Regions from separate parts of the Mus musculus genome. Here region 1 is linked to region 2. A link is a loop called in an ENCODE intact Hi-C map of the cell type or tissue named here. Cell type or tissue: gastrocnemius. All regions are shown on one strand. Links, peaks and the distances in the headings refer to the core of each region. The heading gives the core; the rest is flanking DNA. Region 1 holds the start of Xirp1 (xin actin-binding repeat containing 1). Region 2 has its middle 7.2 kb from the start of Ccr8.

Region 1 (8,337 bases), core at 95-8,094, 72 kb after region 2:
GCGAGTGGGCAAGGGAGGGGAAAAATAAATATAAAAAAAAGGAAAAAAAAAACGAGAAAGAGAAAGAAGCTGGGTGTAGTGTTATATACACACCTTTAATCCTATCACCCAGGAGGCAGGTGGATCTCTGAGCTCTGGGCCAATCTGGGTGACAGCCACACACTGTAGGGAATGAATGTCTGCTGTGGTAGTTATGGGAGGGCAGTCAAAGAATGCACAAAAGCTACTGGAGTAGAGGTTAGCCTGGTTTTGTTTGTTTTTTAGTTTTTTTTTTTTCAAGACAGGGTTTTTCTGTGTAGCCCTGGCTGTCCTGGAACTCACTCTGTAGACCAGGCCTTGGCCTTAAACCCAGATATCTGCCTGCCTCTGTCTCCCAAATGCTGGGATTAAAGGCATGCACCACTACTGTCCAGCTTTTTTTTAATAAAAATTTATTTATTTTTATATATGTGAATATACTGTTGCTGTCTTCAGACACCAGAAGGCATTGGATCTCATTACAGATAGTTGTGAACCACAATGTAGTTGCTGGGAATTGAACTCAGGACCTTCGGAAGAGAAGTTGGTGCTCTTAATCGCTGGGCCATCTCTCCAGCCCCTGGTTTTGTTTTTATTTCTCTCTAACCACCATGTAATCAGCAACTTTGTGGTATTTTACCTCCCACTCGAGCCAGACCAGACCTGACTACATGACATTAAGCATTAAGCCAACAACACTGGAAACAAGAAAACACCCTTTTTCTGCAACCGCTTCCCAGAATGCACTAGTCTTCTACTGTTTGTGACTGGCATGGAGGTTTAATACTGCTTAGGAATAAGTGAAGCAGGAGGAGGAGAATTATCACTCTGCTCTTCAAAATTCTGCATGAGAGGCTGGAGAGATGGCTCCACAGTCAGGATGTGTGGCTGCTCTTGATCTCTTCCCAGAACCCACACGGTGGCTCACAACTATCTGTAACTCCAGTTCCAGGGCATCTAATGTCCTCTCTGACCTCCGAATGTATTTACTGCACACACATGATGCACAGATATAAATGCTGGGGAACATTCATACCATAGAATAAAAAGCAGTACGTCTTGTTCTTTGTGCATGAGCCACCTTTCCTGGATAAGTGTTGCTACCGTCCCTCATCAAAGGAGCCCATCTTCACGGCAAACGGAAACCATCGCGGAAAACCACAACTAGACACAGTGCAGAGATGAGCAGATTGTGAGGAGCCCAGCACCGACGGCTACCCCTACATCTCAGGAAAGAGCTCAGAAGAGCCAGGCAGAGGCAGGAAAACATGAATTCTGCAGCAAAACTTTCTCTCCTGGAACTTTTGCAGGGAACTCCAGGCAGTTATGACTGCTGGGAGAAGGAACATTCGTGTCTCCCAGGGACCAGTAGCTGTCAATCACAGAGGGTCAGTCTTAGTACCTGTTACACAGACAACAAAAGCAGATTCAGGGGGCTGCATTTACATGTGTCGGGTGGGTGTATTTTCATGTATGTTTATATGTGTATGTGTATGTGTGTTTGTGTGTGTGACTAACATACATACATACATAGGTGTGTATGCTCACATGTGCCCATCTATGTATACACATACATATGTATGTGTATACACACATACACACACACACACATATATATCTTGTTCTTTGTGCATGAGCCACCTTTCCTAGATAAGTGTAGCTACCGTCCCTCATCAAAGGAGCCCGTCTTTACGGCAAACGGAAACCATCACGGAAAACCACAACTAGACACAGTGCAGAGATGAGCAGATTGTTGTGTGTGCATACACATATATACATACACATGTGCATATATACATACATATATGTATGCAGCCCGACAGACATAGGTCCTTATAAAGATTTCTCTGGCCATGCAGGTTAATGAAGCTCTAATGCTGTCTTAGCCATTGTCTCTCCTGGCATATGGATGGTGACAGCCTTGTGAAGTCATTCTGTTTCAGATAAGTGATGGAAGACAGACTACTTTTCTTCTCAATCACTATTGGCTCAAAATAATCACTGTGCCAAAGTGTCAGGTGTGCACCTGGCATGGTCTGCCTTCACTAATAAATGTGGCGGGATGGTCTCCTCGAGGACTCCTTCCCATCTATCTTCCAACCCAATTCTCAAGCACAGGAAAGAGGAAAAGAGAGTACGTGAACTTTTGCTCTGCAGTAACCCTGTCAGGACAGGAAAGGAACAGCCACTGTCTAGTAAGCAATCTGAGACTTCATCCACACTCTGCTCAGAGGGATAAATACTCCTTCAACTAACTCAAGTTCCAAGCCTGAGCTAAACGCTAGACAGCTGAGTAAGGACAAAGAAAAGGTCTTTTTTTATGTGCACTGATGCTTTTGCCTACATGTGTGTCTGTGTGAGGAGTCAGATTCCCTGGAACTGTAGTTTACAGAAGGCTCTGAGTTGTGAGTGCAGGCAATTGAACCTGGGTCTTCTGGAAAAGCAGCCAGAGCTCTTACCCACTGAGTCATCTCTCCAGCCTCTGATTTACTTTATCTCTCACTTGTTTATTTTGAGACAGGGTCTTGCTCTGTAGCTCTGGACAAGGTTGGACAGCTCTGTGGACCAGGACCTTGGTTCCTCTCTGGTTGCTTGGGCTTTCTCACAGCATGACTGCTGGGTCCCAAGATCTCCAGAGATGGAGGCTAGGCTGCCCTTATGACCTTTTGGCATGCTCTGCCTTTGACAATAAATGTGATATGATGGTCTCCTAGAGATAGTTCTCTGTTGTTATCACAAGCCTGCCTGACCTCAAGAGAATCACGTGGGCCTTTTTTCAGTTAGAGGCATTTCAAAGTCACGTTATAAAGAACGCATCCGTGACAGAAAGCACAGGTAGGTGGTATGTCCCGGGCCTGAGCGAGCACATCTCCGGGGCCTCCTAAACTCAGATCCTCTTCGGTTGACGGAGGAAGGTGCATGGAAGCCACAGGTTAGACTCCATCCTCTGCCACCAGGCCATGATGGGGCTTTGGAGTTTGGAGAGTAACTGATAGCCATGAAGCCTGGTCAGCTATTTGTCAGCAATCTGTCTCTTCAATCAGATGCGGGCTCTGTGAGAATTTATACACATGTGTAAGATGTAAAATGTATACATGCATGTATCTATGTATTGAGTATATGCACACACACACATATACATGTATACACATACACGCACACACACAGTATCCAGTGCTCAACCCACAGTTTAGCACACAGTGGCTATAAACACAACTTCATTAGAATAAGATGAGTACAGCCAGGTGGTGGTGGAGCACGTCTTTTATCCCAGCACTTAGGAGGCAGAGGCAGGCAGTTCTTTGTGAGTTTGAGGTCAGCCTGATCCACAGAGCAAGTTTCAGGACAGCCAAGGCTATACAGAGAGACCCTATCTCTAAAGAAAGGAAGGACAGGAGGAAGGAAGGAAGGGAGGGAGGAAGGAAGGAAGGAAGGAACGAACGAACGAACGAACGAACGAACGAACGAACGAACGAACGAAGGAGATAAAAAAGAAACCCTTTGCCAGGCTTGGAGGTGCACACCTTCATTTCCAGTGCTCAGGAAGCAGAGGCAAGTGGATCTTTATGTTCAAGGCTAGCCTGGTCTACGGAACTAGTTCCAGAACAGCCAGGGCTACACACACACACACACACACACACACACACACACACACACACACACACACACACACACACACACACACACGCGCGCGCCTGAAAAACAAAGACTAAGGTGGCTTCCACACAGTCGTCCTGCAGGATGGTGACATACTGCCCCCTTCTGGTAACTGAGGATTATGCCACCATTTCAAATTGCATTTTCTCTCTCTGCAACCATGAGTCCCTCTCCTAGCATAGCCTAGCCACTCGCACTTTATATGACTCTTTCCTGATGGTCTGTCTGTCTGTCCGTCTGTCCGTCTGTCTGACAACAATCCTAGCCCCTGTGTTAATTTCCGTTTCAGTCTCCCTTGTGTCTGTTCTCATGGCTCAGACTGTCCCCTCCTGAAGCCCCAGCCTGCCTTGGCATGCTTCACCTCTTGCTCTGCCTGCCGGGATCCCTCAGGACCTGCTGTGGCTCCTGGCAGCCGGTCTTACCCACACTGCACCACTCCTTCTTCCCAAAATAGCTTCTTGTCTCTGCATGGCTTCCAGCTACCCTCTGACTACAACCTCTCCCCAGCCATATCTCTAGTCTTCCTCCTCCCAAGTCCAGCACTGAGCCCTCTCTCTTCATGGGCCAGGCTGGAGATCACCACCCCTCAGATTCTCCCGCGGGCAGGGGACACCAGCTCAGTCCTCTCTCTGACTTCCAGCTCTGAGTGTGACTCACAGGCTCCTCCTGGAGACCTGCCATCTCCTGTTGAAAGCCATTGTTCCCCACCGCTGCTGTCCTGCCTGTTCGTTCCCCAAGCCAGGCTAATAAAGGGGGCCTTGATTTTCCCTCTCCTCAACAGCGTCATACAGTCTTTTTCTTTTGGGTCTGTGTGCTGGTTAGAGTTCATGTCAACTTGACACAAGCTAGAGTCCCTGCCCTGATGACCTTCAAAGATGAACTCTGAGATGGAAGAGCAAATGAAGCGAGTTCATGGTGCCTCACTGTACCGCCCTGTGGCTCATCACCAGGAATGCTTTGTTGCTGCTTTGAGACCAGTTCACCGCATATGCATGATTGCAAGCATGTTCCTGCAGCTGGCCGTGTCTAATTCTTGTCAGATACAAAGGCAACCCTGTACACCCATGTTCAGTTTCTGCCTGCCTTTCGATCTCCTGGACCCATTGGGTGCTGGACTGACGTGTTGGCTCTTTCTTCTACCCCCCTAGAAGAGCTGGAGCACAGCTCAGTTGGTACAGTACATGCCTGCCACGGACAAATCTCCGAGTTCCATTCCCAGCACTGAGTTACCCAACTGTGTTGGTAAGTGTCTAGCATTCAAGAGTTTGAAGAAGGAGGATCACAAATTTCAGGTCACAATCAGATTGATCCATGGGCATATCCATGGGACATTTTTGATAGCTAATTAGTGTAGGGGAGCTCTAGCCCACTGTGGGTAGCGCCATCCCAAGCAAGACAAGTGGGCCTGGGCCAGGGAACTAGCTTACCAGCCCTGCCTGAGTTCCTGCCCAGTTCCCTCAGTGATAGGCTGTGGTGTTTATCACAGCAACAGAAGGCAAGCCAGAACAGTCGTCCAAGTCTCTCCATCCATCCAACAGAATACCCTAGGTATAAAAACACCGTGGGGACCGGTGAGGTGGCTCAGCAGCTGAAGGTGTTCGCAGCCAAGCCTGACCACACTCCCAGGTGGAAGGAGACAACCAACTTCATGGTGCTTTCTTCTGACCTCCACGGAGGTCCCGTGTCACAAGCCGTGGCCACCACACAATAAAAATAAATAAATAAATGTGATCCTTAAAACTTAAAAAGAAGGAAGAAAGGAAGAAAAAAGAAAGAGGGCTGGAGAGATGGCTCAGCATTTAAGAGCACTGACTGCACTTCCAGAGGTCCTGAGTTCAATTCCCAGCAACCACATGGTGGCTCACCACCATCTGTAACGACATCCAATCCCCTCTTCTGGTGTGTCTGAAGACAGCTACAATGTACTCATAGATACATAAAATAAGTAATTTAAAAATAAGAAAGAGAGAGAGAGTCCTACAAAGTCACACAGCTGGCAGGTGTCACAGGTAGCATTCAAAGGGAGGCAGTATGTCTCCTGATCAGGGGCCTTAATCCACTGGGCCTACTCTCCAAGGACTTCCTCTGTATAGTGGAGGCAAGCTGGGAAACCCCTTCTGCTCAATTCTGTTATGAACAGACCCTGCCTAGAAGAGGGGCTGGCTGCCAGAGATGGGGCGCCGGAGCATCAGACTCATGAGCCAGCTAGGAGATAGTGGTGGCACACGCCTTTAATCCTAGCACTCAGAAGGCAGAGGCTGGCAGAGGTCTGAGTTTGAGGCCAGCTTGGTCTACAGAATGAGTTCCAGGACAGCCAGGGCTATAAAGATACTCCAGGGGTGGAGGGGGTGGGGCACATGTGACACCAAAAAGAACAAAACAGAGCCTCGCAACAACCCTCTTAGATCCATCTGAATGTTGGGATTGCTGGATAGTAACTTAAATGTATCTGACAGCTTGTTTCCAGAGAGGTGTGTGGGGAGAGCCCTTCATCCCTATAATGAAGATGGAAGCCTGGGATTTCTCACAGGAGCTAGCACACTTGACACTGGGAAAGCCAGCCTGCCTGTGTGTTTTCCCACTCTGATTGCTTTTGGGGGAAGGGGGGGGGGGGCGACGGGATCTCACTACGCAGCCCTGGCTGGCCTGTAGATCAGACTGGATTCAAACTCACAGAGAACCACTGTCTCTGCCTCCCATGTGCTGGGAGTAGAGGTGTGCACCACCATACCCCACTTAATTAGATCTTTTTTCAGAAACAGTTTTCTGTTTGAAGACCACAGGACAACGGCAGAGGTTGGTTCTCTCTGTCCACCAGGTGGGTCCCTGGGGATTGAACTCAGGTCATCAGCCTTGGTGGCCAGTGCCTTCAGCAGCTGAGCCATCACCCCACCCCACGCTATGTTTTTCTTATAAAGAGTGGGCAGTTTAATAACACACACTACATGGTCAGCACTCTCCACAGCCATTTTCATGTGATAATTCATTCAGTGCTCAAAGTCACCCAGGGAGGCCTTCGCTGCTGGTTGTAGATGTTCCTGCTTCCTCTGGGACACCCTGTGAGAGGGAGGCTCTGCCACTTCTGTCCCTGCCAGGGACAACCAGGATTCTGGAGCAGAGGATGAGGACAGGGGGGTAGGGCATCCAAGATGCACCTCCCAGGCCCAAGCTGACAGCAGGATGGTATTGACACCATGGACAAGGTTCACAACGCACCTGTCATCACCCCTGGCATCTGAAGGCACATGTAATTCAGAAGGAAGACCGGACACTCACACCCAGGGAGGAGCCTGGTTTCCCACCTGTTGCCTGTGCCCTGGGCTACTCGATGTCTGACCCTACCCGCCCTTGGGGGTTGGAGGTGAGGTGGTGCAGAGTCAATGACAGACTCCAGAACAGGTGAGAAAGGCTGCAGCAAGCTCTCTCTATGCTGCTCTAAGCTCCTTTAATACCCTCCACCCATGCCCCATTGGTACCAAGAAAGCGTCTCTCCTAAACAGCAGAACCTGATTGGCTGGCATTGTCTGCACCAGCAGACAACTATCTCTCAGGCAGTCCTCAATTAGGTCCTCCTGCAGGAGATGCTTTTGTGGCTCTGCGGCCCGCAGGGTTTACATAAAGGCGGTGCCATTCCTGCTACACCCACCTGGGACAAAAGCCACTTCCGTATTTTCTGTGGCATCTCTCCACACCAGCCTTAGCGCCAAGTAAGTGACGAAGCCTGCCAGGTCCCCCGGGGCTCCGTGTGACTGAGGAAGAGACAGGTGCACAGTCTGTCACTCCATCTGTGACCACGAAGATGATGACTCCAGGGTCAGAAATAACTCCACAGTCAGTTACCATGTGTAGGTCCTCCCAGCCATTCCCAGAGAGTCTGGGCCGTGAGTCAGAGGGAAGAGTCTAGAAGGAGCCATGGACCCAGATCACTGGGCTGGGACACCATGCATTCAGCCTTCAGATCTTTTGATAAATTAAGGGCCTGTTCCTTCAGAAATCTCGCTCACCCCCAAGTTTACTTCCCTCATAGCTTCAAAGACCTGGACTGTGGAGCTAGGGTAAGAATAGACGGGAGACAAGGCCAGCTTTGTTTTTGCACGGAGAGAAACAGAGGTTGAGCCTTTTACATGAAGGTGACTCTGGTAGTGAGAAGCCTGGTCCTGCACTCAGGGAGATGCTGGGCTTTGGGCTCGGTGGACCATGTGTGGTAACAATAGCTCAGCATAGAGAGAGAGGGCCTGCGGGATGAGAGGACAGGGTCACCCACACGTCAAGTGTCCCCCTATTCATCTCCTCAAAATAACCTAGATGTCTCCATCCAGGACTGAGTCACCCACCCCAGTCCTCCGGGCAGACTTGGGTTGAATGGGACTCCTCCTCCACCCTAGCCCTCCCTAGCCCAGAGGAATTGTAACTGATTCCCCAGGATGGAAAAGTGACTTCCACGAGCCCTAAAAATAACCGGACCACTTAATACTCCGAACATAGCCTCTCCCCCGCCCCCACCCTCACCCACCCCTAGCCGGCCAGATAAAGGCAGCTGCCTGGTTGGCAGAGAACGGAGACCTAGAGCCAAGGTAGAGAGAGGCAGGGGACCCAGGAACAGAACAGAACTGACAACAAAGAATCCCGGCAGAGCGACAGACCCCAAGGCTAGACACCCAA
Region 2 (8,337 bases), core at 39-8,038:
AATTCAAAGTCCTCGAGAGGAGGGTAAATTGACTTAATTTTTTGATCTTCATTCTTTATATCATCTTTTGAATCTTTATATTTTGGTTTCTTTTCCTTTTCTCTTTTTATATCTCTTCCTTTACTTATTTTTCTGTGTGCTCCTTCCTTTTCATTTCTCTTTGTTTCTGACATGCTTTCCTGGTGCTCCTGCAATATATGCTGCCCCTCTTTAACAGCTGGCTCACATTTCTTGTCCTGAATACAAGCCTTAATCAACTTCCATAGCGGTCTTATTTCTGCTTTCACTTTTCCTTCAGCTTCCTCTCTTGCTATATCTCTCTCTAACTTTTCCCAACTAGGTAGCATCAGTGACCCAGTGGGGGCAAACCAAGGAGCGAGTCTGTCTATCTCCTTTAAGAATCATCTCACTGTACTTTCAGAAATCTTTAAACCTCGTTCTTTGAGCAAGGCTTGCACCGGCCCTACTAACAGCGTAGACTGGCCAGTACCCATGATCGTCCTGGACTAAAGTGTTATCTACGTGAGATTATTCCCAGCAGATACACTCATGTCCAGGGCGGTGAAAATTAAGACAATAACACAATATCAGGACAAGAATGAAAACAAGCAACACAACCCCAGCAACAATCACAGGATCTATTCTGAAAGAAAGCATACCTCTCAGAGACTTACCCTAATTCTCCCACGAAATGCAGTTCTGAATCCTCCCTTTCTTGGGGGTCCTCGCTTGTGCCTTAAGGTGTCTTGTTCCCGGGTTTCGGCACCACTTGTAGACGCCTGACTCACCAGCAAGAAGGAAGCCACAGCAGGATTCTTCTGCACACGTTTATTGGGAGAGCTTGATAGCAAAAGCGAAAGACCCCGAGCCCAAAAACCAGTGCTGCTTATATAGGCCTAGGATAGGCGTGTCTACACCCGATTGGTTATGCTTTCAGTACCTCATTTACATGCCTTGGGCCAGGCAGTGACTCAGCAAAAAACTCTACTGCACATGCGCACATTGGTTATTTACCCATATTCATGGGCGTCAGCTTATTGAAACCAGCACCATCTTGTAATGGCGTTTATTGGCTTCCCACAAGTGTGTGTCACCACACCGGCTGTTTTTTTGTTTGTTTGTTTTTTGTTTTATTTTGTTTTTGTTTTTGTTTTTTCGAGACAGGGTTTCTCTGTTTAGCCTGGCTGTCCTGGAACTCACTTTGTAGACCAGGCTGTCCTCGAACTCAGAAATCTGCCTGCCTCTGCCTCCCGAGTGCTGGAATTTAAGGCGTGTGCCACCACACCTGGCCTTGTTTTTGTTTTTTTATAGAGGGGAAACTGAACCTGAGACCTTCGAACATCAAGTGAGTGCTCTAGCGGTAAGCTTTTAGTCCCAGCCATCTTTTCTTTCTTTCTTTCTTTCTTTCTTTCTTTCTTTCTTTCTTTCTTTCTTTCTTTAAAGATTTATTTAATGTATATGAGTACACTATAGCTGTCTTCAGACACACCAGAAGAGGGCATCAGAGTCCATTACAGATGGTTGTGAACCACCATGTGGTTGCTGGGAATTTAACTCAGGATCTCTGGAAGAGCAATCAGTGCTCTTAACCCCTGAGCCATCTCTCCAGCCATTTTTGCTTTCTATTTTGAGAGGGAAAAAAATTTTTTTCATGAAATTGCTCATACTGAGTCTAACTCATGCTGTAGCCCAGGCAATCCTCCTGCCTCTGTCTCCTGAGTCATAAAAACCCATATATATATATAATTGTTATTGATTATTTGAGATTCTTACACCATGCACCCTGATCATGCTCACCTCCTGCTCTGTCCATGGCTGCCCCTCCCCCATGACTTTCTCCCCCACCCCCCAAAACAGATGAAAGTAAAAAGGAAGAAACAAGCAAACAAAAACCAAGTCCTTTTGGGGTTGTCTATATACTCACCAGAGCATGGTCAAACCCCTAGTGGCCAGCCCCCAAGGGAAGGTGAGTCTCCATCTGCCACCGCCACCACCCCCCAGAAGCCCTCAGCTGTGGAGAGCAAGCTACATTTCAGCATCCTTGTCACTTTGTTTTAGTTCTTGATAGGGCTGCCATTTTGGGGAAGTGGGGTTGGGGTGGAGTCTAGGGGTTGTCACAGAAGGCTTTTATGTTCTGCTTTCTCAACTGTGCTTGGTCTGGTTCAAGGCCTCTGGCTTCTGCTACACCATTAATACTGGGCACCTCGGTGAGCCAGAGTCATGGAGGTCCTGTGGCTATAAGGGCTTGGTGCTAGACTCTAGCTGCTGCTGAGGCTACAGCTCCTGCAGCAGCCCCTTCCCCTCACAGGGAACATGGGATCCCACTGAGACACTCTGAGCCCCTAGCTAAAGGACTTCCAGGTGCCAGGATCTTTCATCTCAGGAAATGAGTTTCCATCAAAGGGATATGGACGGCCATGCATCCTGCCTCCAACCTTCTTCCTTGCTTCCTACCTGGAAATCAGAGAGGCCCCTCTGCAGCTTGTGCTGTTGACCTGGCAAGTTTTATGTCAACTTGACACAAGCTAGTGTCATATGGAATCACAACTGAGAAATGTTGCCTTGGTTCGATTATAGGTTTAGCGTCCTTTCTCCCTCTAAGAAACCAATCAGGGAAAAAACCAAAACAAAACAAAACAAATAAAGATAAGAACCTGGTCAGCAAGCACCTGAAATTCCTAGAGTGCCTCCCATGTTCATAAGGCATCTCAGTGCCTTAGCCTTCAACTAATGACCTCTGCCCACCCTGTGCTGGGGAGCCAGCCCCGACAGGGACAGGTACTGGGGTGGGACACAGCATAGGATGAAGACCAAAGGCTGATGACCCCTGGCCTTTAATTCTCTCTTACTGTTCGGGGGGGCCAGAAGCTCATGGTGTCTGGCAATCAACTCCTACTGATAGAAGCAGGGGATTAAGAAAAGAAACTTAGTTACTTGTGACCTTTACTCCTCAAAGCTATATAAGCCAGAGACAAAGAAAAAGGATAAAGTCAAGCACACACACACACACACACACACACACACACGAGACTGGGCATGACCAACTGTTTCATCAATTTCACAAGTGAACATGCATACATACACTTATACCTATATTCATACGTATGCACATACATATAGACAGACACATACAGATTGTACATAGAGACAGACATATATACAAATATATATATATATATATATATATATATATATATATATATATATACACATACACACACATACATATACATTGGGTGGATGGAGCAGAGCCACACTTTATTTTTTTCTCTCCACATTTATACCTTCTTAGACAGAAGTTCTTTATAAAATTACCTCATAGATAAAATGTTACACAAAAGGGGAGTTACAGAAGGATGTTGATAGTTAAGTTCAAAGCAGTGTTTCACTCTCTAAGCTCATTACAAGTTCAAAGTAACAGTTTCACATGGCCTTGCTTTATCATAGTGCACACCTGTAGCCTCACCCTTGGGCCTGACCTAGAATGAATGTTTTTCCTTTATCACACATCTGTCCCAAGCCAGTTTCTCTTCTTAGTGTAATTGTGAAAGCTCATTGGATTCCTTCTTATGCAGCCTTTACTTACAATTCTAGTGAGGAGCAGGCGCATTCTACTCTTGATTCTAACTTCATTCCATCTTTCTGGCAAAACGACTAAAACCATTTCCTTAAACTTTCTTCTTAAAATTGTTTGAATTAAATCAGGAATTCTATAAAGTCATTAAATCATCTAAACAGCACTAATTCAGAAAAGTTCATCTTCATGTTGATCTGCAGAAAGTTTGCTCAATAGAGTGGGCTGATGCCCTGGAATCATTAGACTGTGTAATGGTGACAGGAAAGGCAGATCAGCAGTGAGATGCAATCCTGAGACGAAGTCTCTGGGATCCATACCTCTCAAAGCACACCCATGGCAGCCATGCAAAATGGTGGGCAATCTCCAGGAAACTGATTTGCTGGCCATAACATTTCCAACATGGCTCGTGCTAACATTGGATATTCCTATCCCCTTCCCCAAAGCCGTACAGCCCTCGATTCACCCCAAATAAAGTTGTTCTGTTTCCCCAAAGCTGATCCTGGAGTGTCGTCATTTCCGTTCATACTCACGAGCCATCTGAAACCCTGTTCGTTGGCTCTGCTCTCTCTTCATCCTCATGGGCTGGTGGCCAATGACCCTGGGAAGAAGGGAGACCCGCAAATACCCCGGATCTGGAGTTACAAGTGACTGTGAGCTGACAGGTAAGTGCTGGGAATTGAACCCGGGTCTTCCAGCAAGAGTGGTAAGCATCTTAACTGCCGCGCAGCCTCTCCACCCACAGTTCTCCCTGGTTCTCATGATCTTCAGGGGCTAGCTTCTCAATCCACCCAGCAAGTACACAACAGCTGGGACCCGGGATGTGGCAATGAGCAAGACAGGCAGGGGATCCCAACTGTACCCCACTGTTGCAAGTGTTTACCTGCTTGCTTGTTAATGTGCATTCAATCACATAGTCCAAATGCGGGTTTGCCAGATGAACCCAAAGCATCAGGGAATTCCAGTTCTTTGCAACTGTGGGCAGCTGGTGGTACCGCTAGACAGTGAACAGCAGGTGGCGATAGAGCACAACTTCCTGGTTCTAACCAATTCCTCACCCGGTTCTAGCTTCATTCCCAGTCCCCTTTAATGGGTAAGGAATTGGAAGCAGCAAACAGTTATATCAGTTACCCCAAGTGTGATAACCAAAAGAAAACAAACAAACGCACAAACAAACAAACAAGTCCTAACCTGTCCGCTGTTTATTTCATCACGTTACTAAGATTTTTCGTTTAAATGTATGAAGGGAGTTGACGGGTTCTGTAAGGATATCAGGCAGCTGTGTGGGCAGGCAGGACAGATGGTCCCTCTGTCTCCGCTCACTCCACCCCCTCTTACCCACGGCCTCTTGGAGTTCAGAGAGCTTACCTGAGGCCAGCTGTAAGGGATGCAGCTGGACCAAGTCAGGTCCTTGCCCCATCAGAAAGCTTAGTGTGACTCAAGATGCCCGAGTGACTCTTGCTAAATAAGAACCATCTGAGCAGGACTCCTGGAAGCTGACAGTCTTGAAAAATGTCGGAGGAAGCCCCTCTCCACTCCCCATGTCTCACACACACTGCAGAGTTGCCTGTCCCACCCCACACAGCATGTTGCCCACTGGGTGCTTGCAAGGTTCAGTCAGAGAAGCATGGAGACTGTGAGGAAGATGGTGGCCTTGCTAGCTGATACAACTGATGAGCTATGAGCCTGTGGCTTCGGCAACATCCTACTCTAAGATTCCAACTTGGCAACCTCTTGCCATAACAATAAATAATTTTATCTTTCCTTAAACTTTTTTTTTGTGTGGGGGGGAACAGGGTCTTCTGTATCCTAGGCTAACCTCAAACTTGCTTTGTAGAAATATTTATTCGGCCAGACATGGTGACTCGTGCTTTTAATCCTAGCACTCTGAAGGCAGAGGTATGTGGAGCTCTGTGAGTTCAAGGCTAGCCTGGACTACACAGTGAGTTCCAGGATAGCTAGGGCTATATAGATAGATCCTGTCTCAAACCCACCTACTTACCTCTCAAAAAGAACACAAAGGAAATTTCATAATAACAAAAGAGGCTATTTGGTTTAAAAACATGCAGAACAATTCTTTATTTGTCCATACTAATAACAGCTTCAGTGGCTGGAGAGATGGCTCAGTGGTTAAGAACACCAACTGCTCTTCCAGAGGTCCTGAGTTCAATTCCCAGCAACCACATGGTGGCTCACAACCATCTGTAGTGGGATCCGATGCCTTCTTCTGGTGTGTCTGAAGACAGCTACAAAGTACTCATATAAATAAAAAAATCTTAAAAAAAAAAACAGCTTCAAAACATACAGTAAAAACAAACAGAATTAAAATGGAAAATAAATAAGCCATAATCAGAGTTGGGTGTTTTGCAGTGCCTCTCCTATCGACTCATGGGATAAACAACCAGGGGGAAATCACCAAGGATTCAGCCTGTGCAGCCGCTCAAAGGGGAAGGTGCCTGGACTCCATCCCTGAGACCCATGCGCTGGGAAGACAGGGCCAACTCTTGCAAGTTGTCCTCTGATCTGATCTCTACACTCATAATAAATCACATTTAAAAAAAAAAAATAAGATAACAGTTGTGCCGGGTGGTGGCGGCACACACTTTTAGTCCCAGTACTTGGGAGTTCGAGGCCAGCTTGGTCAACAAAGTGAGTTCCAGGACAGCCAGGGCTATACAGAGAAACCTTGTCTCAAAAAACCAAAAATAAAAAATAAATAAAAATAAAAATAAAAATAAAAGTTGTTTTAAACAAATAAAGAGTACAAAAGTCTTAGTGGGCAGACATTTTCTTCAGTGATGTGACCAGTGGTAGTTGCTCTTGTTCCTGCAAAACGCTCTTCACCCACAGACCTCTGAAAGCAACCCTCATTAAACTCCCCGATTCACAAAAGCAACAAGATAGCTGCAGAAAGGAAAAAAAAATCAGAAAAAGAGCGAGAACACAGAAGCCTCGAACTGCGTGACTAGCTACCTGCAGAAGCAACCTGTTACCTTCACGGGTGAATGGAAACCATGTCTTGCATCATAAAATAATTCTTGATATATCTTAAAGGAATAAAACCCTATGTGTATGTTCTCTGAGAAGAGTGTAAGTAAATACTGTATGAAGTTGTCGTGGTTTTTTTCTTCTCAATGTTATGAATTCTTCTTTACTTTCCAGAATAATTTGAATTCTTGATATAATAACATTTCTGCTGGTTGTGGTGGTTTAAGTGAGCCCCATAGGCTCATATATTTGCATACTTAGCCCCCAGTTGGTGGTGAAGTGTTGAAAAGGATTAGAAGGTGTGTTGCCTTGTTGAAGAAGCGCTGTCTCTCTGTCTCTCTCTGTCTCTCTGTCTCTCTGTGTCTCTCCTCTGTGTCTCTGTCTCTGTCTCTGTCTCTCTCTCTCTCTCTCTCTCTCTCTCTCTCTCTCTCTCTCCTGGCTGTGGATCAGGATGGAAAGCTCCTAGCTGCTTCTCTCACCATGCCTCCCTGCCTGCCACCCTGCTCCCCGCCATGGTGATAAACCCTCTGAAGCTTTGAACAAGCCCCCAGTTAAATGTCTTCTTCTATAAGTTGCTTTAGCCACGGCGTCTCTTCACAGCAGTAGAACAGTGGCTAAGGCAGGAGTAGACGACTACTTCTCAGACTTCTGGCTAAGACCAAACTTAAAATGTGTAAAATGCACCCCAAGTGAATACTGAGACAATAGACGATTCCAGGAGCCCATATAAAAACCAGGCTCAAAGCAAATAGGTGAAATGAAAATAAAAACAGAAATCAACGAGCAGAGGAGACAGGAAGTCAGCGAGGCCAAAGGCTGGCTCGATGCAGAGATTTAAGCAACAGATAAGTCCTACAAAACTGATCTAGGAGAGGGGAGGGAGGGAGGGGAGGAGGAGACGGGGGTGGGGGGGGGAGCCACAATGATCAGTATCAGGACCAGAAAGGGACACCCTCATACTACAAAAAGATTGTTCAACAAAATTAATTGTCAAGAATTCGTACTCATGTACTTGTGAACTTAAGGAGAATAGCAGAATTTCTTACAAACCACAAGCAGATAAAAAGGCTGAACGCTTCCATTTGGTAATTAAATGCAAATCTTTGTACAGAAGTACCCTGGATTGGTTTATTAATAAGTTGTATCAAACCTTCAAAGAGCAAGTAATGCCATTTTTTCACACAAATACCTTTTTTTTTTTACCATTTCAGAGAATAGATTTTATTTTACTCTATTCTATGTGTATAAGTGTTTTGCCTGCAGTTATGTATGCTCCCTATATGTGTTCCTAGAGTCCACAGAACCAGACGGGGACGCCAGATCCCCTGAAACTGGAGTTGCAGATGGTTTGAACCACCATGTGGGTGCTGAGAACTGGGTCCAGTTCTCTTTTTTTTTTTCTTTTTTTTTTTCCTAAGATTTATTTATTATTATATCTAAGTACGCTGTAGCTATCTTCAGACGCACCAGAAGAGGGCGTCAGATCTCATTATGGATGGTTGTGAGCCACCATGTGGTTGCTGGGATTTGAACTCAGGACCTTCGGAAGAGCAGTCGGTGCTCTTAACCACTGAGCCATCTCTCCAGCCCCTGGGTCCAGTTCTCAGAGTAAGAACAAGTGCCTTTAGCTGCAGAGCCATCTCCTCAGCTCCTGAGAGTAGGAGTATTTGTCAATACACTTTAGGAAACCAAACCAGGACGGATCATTATAAATGAGAAAAACTACAAGATATTATTTGTCATAGACACAAGCACAAAAATCCCAAAACTAGGAG

The links. Hi-C counts contacts between places; a loop is a spot of excess contacts. Peaks named below come from ENCODE experiments on the same cell type or tissue, not always from the same donor. Only the 100,000 strongest peaks of a DNase experiment are listed, where the experiment ranks them.
Region 1: it touches region 2 in a loop (7-fold over the local background); 31 of 42 quality-filtered maps call a loop at or near these places.

Annotation. Positions count from the first base shown.
Region 1 is chr9:120,023,462-120,031,798 of GRCm38, reverse strand. It overlaps Xirp1 (xin actin-binding repeat containing 1), which reads left to right and starts at 8,201. Exons shown (of 3, transcript NM_011724.3): 1 at 8,201-8,337. In gastrocnemius, for the core only: a CTCF peak has its summit at 3,801 (motif pointing left); DNase peaks (open chromatin) are centred at 4,010, 4,322, 7,018, 7,401 and 1 more place; H3K4me3 peaks cover 1,247 bases; H3K27ac peaks cover 4,039 bases.
Region 2 is chr9:120,095,133-120,103,469 of GRCm38, reverse strand. No RefSeq gene overlaps it. Among named protein-coding and RNA genes, the nearest start is that of Ccr8, 7.2 kb to the right of the region's middle. In gastrocnemius, for the core only: a CTCF peak has its summit at 4,588 (motif pointing right); a DNase peak (open chromatin) is centred at 4,588.